2 separate regions of the Homo sapiens genome follow, and region 2 is linked to region 1. Evidence: chromatin contacts called from ENCODE POLR2A ChIA-PET data. All regions are on one chromosome and are shown on one strand. The core of a region is the stretch at or near the end of the contact, and the rest is flanking DNA. Distances in the headings are between cores, read along the strand shown.

What was found. ChIA-PET counts read pairs that join two places held with the same protein, here RNA polymerase II (POLR2A).
Region 2: POLR2A ChIA-PET joins it to region 1 with 14 read pairs in Panc1. The contact joins the enhancer-like site here to the promoter of LYRM4 in region 1. POLR2A ChIA-PET finds 5 or more read pairs at or near these places in 2 of 52 experiments (Panc1 and activated CD4-positive, alpha-beta memory T cell).

What each region holds. Positions count from the first base shown.
Region 1 is chr6:5,259,630-5,263,639 of GRCh38, forward strand. LYRM4 (LYR motif containing 4) reads right to left here and starts at 1,321. Exons shown (of 3, transcript NM_020408.6): 1 at 1,019-1,321. The coding sequence starts at 1,104. FARS2 (phenylalanyl-tRNA synthetase 2, mitochondrial) reads left to right here and starts at 1,884. Exons shown (of 7, transcript NM_006567.5): 1 at 1,884-2,031. RefSeq lists an enhancer at 552-601 and silencers at 812-1,121, 1,182-1,401.
Region 2 is chr6:25,024,419-25,028,733 of GRCh38, forward strand. The region is part of intron 1 of LOC102724765 (a long non-coding RNA gene); the gene reads right to left. It also overlaps a transcript of RIPOR2 not described here and the pseudogene ASS1P1. Among named protein-coding and RNA genes, the nearest start is that of RIPOR2, 91 kb to the left of the region's middle. RefSeq lists an enhancer at 3,034-3,273. Within about 2 kb of position 2,958, at least 9 of the 41 ENCODE cell types and tissues checked have a DNase peak (open chromatin) inside an H3K27ac peak, as active enhancers do.

The sequences.
Region 1 (4,010 bases), core at 71-2,570:
GGCCTACCTAACCAGGTGTGTTCCAAGGGTAGGCTCTGCTCTTATGACATCCAATCCACAGTCTGGCCAGTCACCTAAGTGAGGCTTGAGGTAAAGAGATGAGTTGATCCAACCAGATTCTTTCTCATGGGAATATGGCTCAAACTCAGAGAGAGACAGGTAGTTAGTAAAAACAAAACAAAACAAAAAACAAATCTAAAAAAAAATGCAGAGAGAGAATCCATAAGAAAATGATGGGTCAGAACCAGCAACACTGTGAAAGCAGAGGCTCTGAATTAGAAAAAACATACAAAGAGTAACAATAAAAGACTCATAGGCAAATAGGGGAGTGGGGAGGCGTGAGAAAAAGTGAATGTGTTATATTAAAGATGTGAGTTTAGGCCCTCAATATCCTGCTGTCAAGGTCCAGTAAGCGGGATCTCTGTCTGGTGAGCCAGGAGAAACTGAGGTTTCAGCTCCAAAGCTTGTGAGACCCTTTTTCCTTTTCCGCTACGCATTTCCACCATACCCTAAATAGAATGGATTCTTGCAACCAAAAGAACTCATTACGACACCTAGGAAATTTTAGGGAGGTGCTAGAGTGTGCCTTCAGCTTTGTCGCAGTGTACTACTCACTGGCCACTTCCACTCTCAACTCTTCCAGTGCTCAAGGGAAGTTTTACATATGCAACACACTGGCCTTAACTTCACAAATGACTGATTTCCATCCCTTTTTTCTCTTCTGCAGAAACATAACACTAATCATGCTCCTAGAATAACTACCAAGATAGCCTTTAGGGGGAAAACGTCACAAGACATGAACGTCTCCCCTGGTAGAAAGAAAGGCTCCTCCCCGAGGTCTCAGAGGCCACACCTGTAGGCAGGAGCACGCTTTTCGATGGCGGAGCCCGGTCCTTGCCTCGCAGCCGCCGGCAAACCACGGTGGCTCCCAGTCCCCGGGGATATTCCGCGTCAGCCCGCACCCCCGGTCCCCGGCCCCTGGCCCCCCGCCCCCGGCCCCCGGTGCCCGCTGGGTCACCTGTAATTGTAGGCGCTGAAACGCTTGCTCTCTCTCAGCATCGCCCGGTACAGAGATAACACTTGTGCGCGACTGGAGGCTGCCATTTTGGAAAGAAAAAAAAATAAACGGGTCCTCTTCGCCGAGGTCCCAAGTACGACCCAACCCACGAAACTCCAGCCTGTGCGGAAACCACGAACGAAATAAAATGCTGCGGCTCGGCTTTGCCAGCGGGCCGGGCCTAAGCCTAAGCGGGCAGCCCTGCGGATCGCGGACGGCGCCAGGCGTCCCGCGCCGCTTCGGGGGCGGGCGCAGGCAGGGCTCGGGGCAGCTAAGGGGGCGGTGCTGGGAGGGAGATGCCTCCGCCCCGCCCCGATCCCGCCCCCGCCCGGAGGCTCGGGACCCAGCAGCCGCTCCACGCGGCGGGAGGGCGGGGAAATAAGAGGACTGGCCGCCCGTGCATCCAGCCAAGCTCCTGGCGGACGGATATCGGAGGCCCAGGCATTCGAGGGACGTGCAGTTGCATCACGGAGAGCCTTTGGGAACCGTCTGGGGTCTTGGCGGAGACATTTGTGTTTCGGGGGCAGCGCCCCTTCCTACATCCAGGAGGCCGCGTTGCCCGGGTTACCGAAGGCCGCCGCACCGACGCCCCGCCCCTGACCGCCGATGCCCCTCCCACGCCGGCTGCGGTCGCCCTCGGCGCTGCCTGAGAGAGTTTGCGGGATTTCAAGGGTGACTTGATTTCGCCTGATCCTGGTCGGCAGGGTGGGGTTTCTTGGCATTCCTCAGGCCGGGGGATGCGACGTCTGGGTGTGGAGGTGATGAGCTAGGGGTTCTGTGGCACTCCGGCTCTGCTCAGGGCGACCTGCGTAGGGGCCTCTGGGGCAGGCCCGCTTTCTGTCAAAATGGCAGCGCCCAGCGTGCGCGGGTATCTCTGAAGTTGGGGTTTAAGATTCTTGCCCGTGAGAGCGAACGAGCCTGCCGTACTTCTGATTTTGAAACACCTGGGTCTGGGCTTCCCGGGCGAGCGGTGGGTGAGTGCCGGCCTCATTGCAGCCTGGGGTACGACGTGGGCGGTTGGTGTTGTAGGGGGTTTACATTGGCCGTGGATTTTTTCCTCTTTCCGGATGTGTTTTTGCTTTTGAGTGAAGAGTTCCCGTGGTTTTGTAACCTAATAAATGCATAAAATGCAGCTTGGGTTGTAGACTTTGGAGAATAATTAGAGACCTTTAGGGCTTTAGGCTTTCTCCAAGAAGCGGAGCAAGTTTTCAACCATGGCTTTCTTCAGAAGACTGCAGCTTTTTTGAATCATCTTATTAAAGTGGTGGATAAAGTTGCTTGTTCTGATCTTTGAGCATGGCACTGGACGCAGGAAGCTTCAGCCAGTCCTAGTTACTGTGTTTGCAAAGCACTTTTCTTGTTTTTGGAATCTTGCTTTATGTAATCAACCTTAGGAAGAACCACACCTTTCTGCACTCAAGCACAGCGAGAAGTACGTTATGCGTGAAAACAAAACAACTTTGCATTAAAATCCATCTTTCTCCGAACCACTTGGTCACGGTTGTGTTCTCATCTGCTTTAGTGTATTTGGTTTTGAAACGATATACCTGCTGTATGTCTAAACAACTTTATATTTTCAGGAACTTTTCTGTTTCCTTTTCTTTTTTTTGAGATGGAGTCTCGCTCTGTCGCCCAGGCTGGAGTGCAGTGGCGGGATCTCGGGCTCACTGCAACCTATGCCTCCCAGGTTCAAGCCATTCTCCTGCCTCAGCCTCCTGAGTGGCTGGGATTACAGGCGCGCGCTACCTCGCCCAGCTAATTTTTGTATTTTTAGTAGAGACAGGGTTTCACCATGTTGGTCAGGCTGGTCTCGAACTCCTGACCTCAGGCAATCCGCCCGCCTCGGCCTCCCAAAATGCTGGGATTACAGGTGTGAGTCATCACGCCCAGCCTCTATTTTCAGGAACTTTAAAGGCAGAAAAAACACTTCTCTGACCTTACCATTCTTTAGTGTACTTGCAACCTGGTGTCCTTGCATCCAGATATTCTTACTAATCCTGATGCAATGACATTTTTTAAAAGGCACTGAAGAGAAAATACTTTTATTAAGATATCTTTAAGTCTCCTCCCTGATTTCTTGAAAATCTCATGTCTGTTATTGTTTATTATTATTTTTTAAACAGGATAGCAAAACTTCTATTACTTCCTGGTTGGTCAGGTCATTGAGCAAATCTAGCCTCTGCTTTATTGAAAGGACTTTTTTGAGTTTTCCCTTTGCTATTTCTTAAAGGATCCAAGACCAAGGCAATTGCACATTGTTATAGAGTAAGATTCAGAGCTGATTTCTCTTGATACACTATTGTGTGCCAGTGATATGAAATGATATGCGGCACCTCAAAGCTACAACATTAATGCAAGTTACTGATAGAGAATGCTATCAGAGTGAAAAGGAAAAACTTGAAGATTATTTTGGCTTTTTTAAAAATAGCAAAGATTACATTATTTTATTATATTTTGCTTTTGAGAGTAAAGTTGGAATAATTACTATATACAATTGTTTCTACCTAATTATCAAGGAATTTAATCATTAACGTACATAATTAATGTATCTAAATTACTCAACTTTGTTGTAATCAAATAAAACTTTTCCAAATAAATATGTATAGTTTAAATAGTTTGGGTAGCTTAGTCCTCTGTTAGTACGAGCAATGGTTGCAGTTAGGAAAGTGATAGGCTTCCCAGTTAATTCTGAGCCAAGTCTTCATAAAAATACCTTATTATTTTATTTAAAATGGTTTACCAATGTGTTGGACATCATTGCCTGGAGAGGCTAAAAGAAAATAATCATTCCGTAGCTACATCTCACTTTTGCACATCTTCATTGCGGAGATGACTTAAAAAAAATAACTCGATTTGAGATTGTAAGTAGATTTGGGCCAGAAGCTGAAGAATGGACCTTACACATACGTCCTTTAATAGTCATTCTATTCTGGGTTGAAATTTTTCTTAGAGA
Region 2 (4,315 bases), core at 1,708-4,207, about 20 Mb after region 1:
GAGGATGCAGGAGGTGTCCAGGCCGCCACCATAGGCCAGAACTCTCATGGAGCCTTTGCTGGACATAGTGTCTGGGATTGGAGGCGCGAGTTCCCAGCGTCTGGAATCTGTCTTCAGGGTGCAGTGAACCACTCGGGCTCAGGCAGCAGTGGCAGGCGACAGAACAAGAGCAGTCAGATTTTTTAACCATTGTTAAAGGTTTCCAGTTCTGTGCCCTTCTGGAAGCAGTGTGGCCCCAGACTGACAACTGACCCTCAAAGAGGAAGGAAAGCCCTCACCTTGCTCCCCGACAATACTGCAGTGCTGTTTCTCCTAACTTGTAACTGATGCTTCCCTACTCTGTCCTTGGAGCTGGTGAGTATCGGACTTAGCTGAAGCTGATAATCATTTCTAGATTTTGCCAATGCTTTGCCTTCAGTTTCCTCTTTATGCCTGTTTTAATCCATTAATATCCTTCTCACCATGGGTTTTCTTTGATGACTTGGAAAGCTATTTTCTCTGTTTCTAGTTATTTATTGAAAATTGAAGTTGCCATCCTTTCAGCTCCACAACATTCTCTGAAGCCAAATTTGTGACTTCAGGTTGGATGTCGATGGGTGAGTAATCAGACATGTGGGGCCATGCCCAGTTTAACTTCAAATATTCACACTAAATGGAGGGAAGAAGAGTCAAGAAAAAAAGAGAGGACAGAGTTTGATATGTAGCGGTCTCTTTATTCATTTAATGGTAACAGGAAGCCCTCTCTGTCTCACGCCTGCTCCCACCCACAGGTCCTGGTGTACATGTGGGTGGTGGGAGTTCTAAAAATTTGATCTAAGATATAGTCAAGGGGGGAAAAAGGTAATTTAGAAGCTTCTATTTATTTAGCTTTAGGATTCTTCCACACAAATTCTAATAAGTGTCTGTGGTGTTACGGTTTCTGCTATTTGGAGATAGTACTTTGGATTTCTATAGAAACTCTCTGTTGAATAACAGTGCTCTGGAAGCCCAGAGCTAGGGGAATGCTGGGTGCGTGACGAGGCTTTTTTAGGGTTAGAAGTGTAAAAGCAATAGGACCTTTAAAAAAAAATGACAGTGACAGATAAAGAAGTTTACCCTCACCCCCTCCCAGCACTATTTGTGCCTTAAAAAGAGAAAAACAAAAGTTCTTTTTAATTTAAAGTGAATTTCTAAGGAGAAAAAAATTTAATTGTTTTTAGAATATAACTGATTAAAACGAAAACTGAATGTTGAACTTGAGAAAACCATACAAATTAAAGAAAATGCACATAAGGTTTAAAAGAAAAACTTCCTGTGATATGATGACTATGCATATTCAACACAACTTTGGAAAACATTGTTTTTTCACTTTAAGGAGCAATCTTTCCCTTCACTTAGTGCTCTAGTGAGCAATTGTTCAGGAAGAGTAAGAGGGTGGGTTTTCTTAGAGGTCAAGAATCAGAGCTGTAGGAGACTGAATTATGGGCTTGACTGGAAGACTGTGATACATTGATGAGCTTCTTCACGACTCCAAGGGATGATTTGTTTGTGCTTTGATACATGGTATTTCAAAACCAAATTGTACGTGTATTCACCAACAAAAGAAACTGAAGAAATTGCATGAGATTAAAAGTTACAAAGATTGTTGTTTTTTTTTTTTGTTTCTGAGTCACAAGCAAGTCATTTTTGAAAGCACTGTGCTCAGCAAGACAGGTTTATAAATGAATGCTACTCACAGGTGGAAACTAGAATGAACAAAACCACTAAAAGCTACATAAAAGGTTTCTTATTTTTCTGTACTGCATGATTAATTAGAGCCATTGGGTGAAAAAGAGAGGAAAATTGCTTCTCTTTGTTGTATTTAGCTGTTAGGTAGTTTTTATTAGATATTTATATAGGTATACCTTTTGTCACGTGTATAAATGAGAGCCAAGTTCATTATTTGAGGTCTCACTGATTGGGATTTATGATAAGTCACATAGAGATGGTTTTAAGTTTACCTCTGCTTAGCAAATGAAAAATAAAGGACTGCGAAGGGCGGATTGAAAAGATGAACCTTCTAAAGCATTTTGGAAGCTCAATATGCAAACAACCAAGACACTAATTAGAAATGCTTCCTGTTTATCCTTAAAGACAAGAAGCCTGAGAATTTCTAGAAGGCAATACTTTGTTACCCTGAGCAGCTGTACATTTTTCTTTTTCTGTATATTTTAAGAGAAAAGAGTTTTATGTGTACTTATAAAGAAATCATTTATATGAATTTCAGAATAAGAGTCCTGCAATTTCTTTGAATTTATGACCATTCATTGTCAAACGGAGATTACGGTGGTCTAAAATTCAAGACCATGACAACTTTAAAGGAGGTAAACAGAGGAAAATCTTGGGACATATGGCAGGAATGCCTCTGAAAGGAAGTTGGCAGGAGCTAAGAGGCTGAGGCCTGGGGGAAATAAATAATAACTCAAGTGCCCTCCAGTGGAGAGGAGGCTGAGAAGAGGCCACTCTGCCATGCTCCACAGGCCCTAGACCACTCCCGGGCTCCTCAGGTGTGAGTCTGTGCTGATTTGCTGACATCACCTCACAAGCCTCACAAGTCCTGACACAGCAAGGCCAAAAGAAACCACTCAGGCAAACGGCACATTCTGGGATCTACAAGTCTCCTATAAGTAGCTGTTCCAATTTCCAAATATTAAAACAAAAAAGCAAGCTCATTAAGAACTTGCTGATGCATTCTATTTTTAAAATAATAATAAAAAATAATTTAGGTGATACTGCATAGCTCACAAAATATTTCCACGTGCATTATCTTACTTAATGCAAACGACAATCGCGTAGGGGTGGATTCGATTCACCTAGCTTTGCTTACAAGACGGCCCAAGCATCGAGAAGCGAAGAAAAGCACTTAGCACACAGGACTGCACAGCCACCCAGCCCTCTGCGGGTTCCCAGGGGGAGGCGCTCGAGGGTGAAGTACAAACCCATCCCCAGGCTGCGAAAGAAAAGTCTACGAGCTGGCCTCTGTGGGAGGGTCAGGGCCCAGGGTATAAACATAGACATGCTGTGCAGCGGTTTCTGTTTCTTTCACGCACGGCACAGAAGGAAAAGCGTTTGGGGTTCAGCTCTGCCAGGAAATAAATACATAACCGGCCTCGTGGTGGCCATGCTGCAGGTGGCACACTCCGAGCAGGCCCCTTGGGGGATGAGAGGGGCATCTTCTGCTAAGCATGGGAACAGCCTTGGGCGCCCCCAGTGCTGGGGAGAAAGAGGGCCCCCCTCCCCTCGTGTGAGTCACCAAATCCCTGAGCGACTTAGGTGCTCCTGCCCCACCCTCTTCTCTACCTCAGCCCAGCCTCTCAAACACCTTGATCCGCAGACGCCCCCAGGTTGGTAAACCGACTGAACAAGAGGGAAGAGGCAAGTTCCGTGGGTCAGGGCATCACCGAACAGGAATCCCCGGAGACACGCCCAGGAGCCGAGGAGGGCAGAGGTGCTCCAGTCGGGCCGCTGAGCCATCCTTCTTGGCTGGGCTCTGAGAAGAAAGGGGAGTGGGCACTGTCCGCTGGAAGTGAGCTGGCTGCCTATGACCCCTAACAGCTCTAAGCCCGAGGGTTCTGCGTGTTCAGATTTCTTTCTGAGTGGCCCCTACCACCCTCGTCCTGCATAAAAAAGTATTCAGGGACTCAAGCTAGGCATTCTGTAGAGATTTGAACATTCGGTTAATTTTCCTTCACTGTATTCTCAGATACCTGGACATCTAGCACAGCGCAGGAAGATGCAGTTTCCAGTAGATTTCCAAATATCTCCTTAGCTGCCCTCAGACATCGCCAGCCCTTGTTCTGCCTCTAGGAGACTCCCAGAGCTGTGTGCATTTCAACCGGGCCCATGTTTTGAGATTTGGGGATAGGTGGTAGGGTGCATTTTCTGAATAGAGAGGGTGGCCACTGGAAGAACCATAAAATTAGGAGTTGATTGATTTGAGCTTGAGTCCTAGTTCCAGCAGTGAAAACCCGCTCTGGACTTGTACACATGTGTCTGAATGTTGGCTCTGTTCTGCCACACTGTGGCCTGTGACTTTTAATAAGTCCTTTAACTTCTCTGAGCCTCAGCCTCCTCATTTGCAAAATGGATACAATTACCAACCTCATAGGGTTGGACTGAGGATTAAGTGAAATAATGCCCAATAGGGGAGCTGGCACAATGCCTGATACTAATACTACCCCAAATAAATGACAGATGTACTGTCTTACTCCTTTCTCTCTGAGCTTCAGTTTCCACATAAGAAAAAAATTGGGGGGCAGGGATAGTACAGATCCTTCTAGCTCCTCAGGGTAGTTGT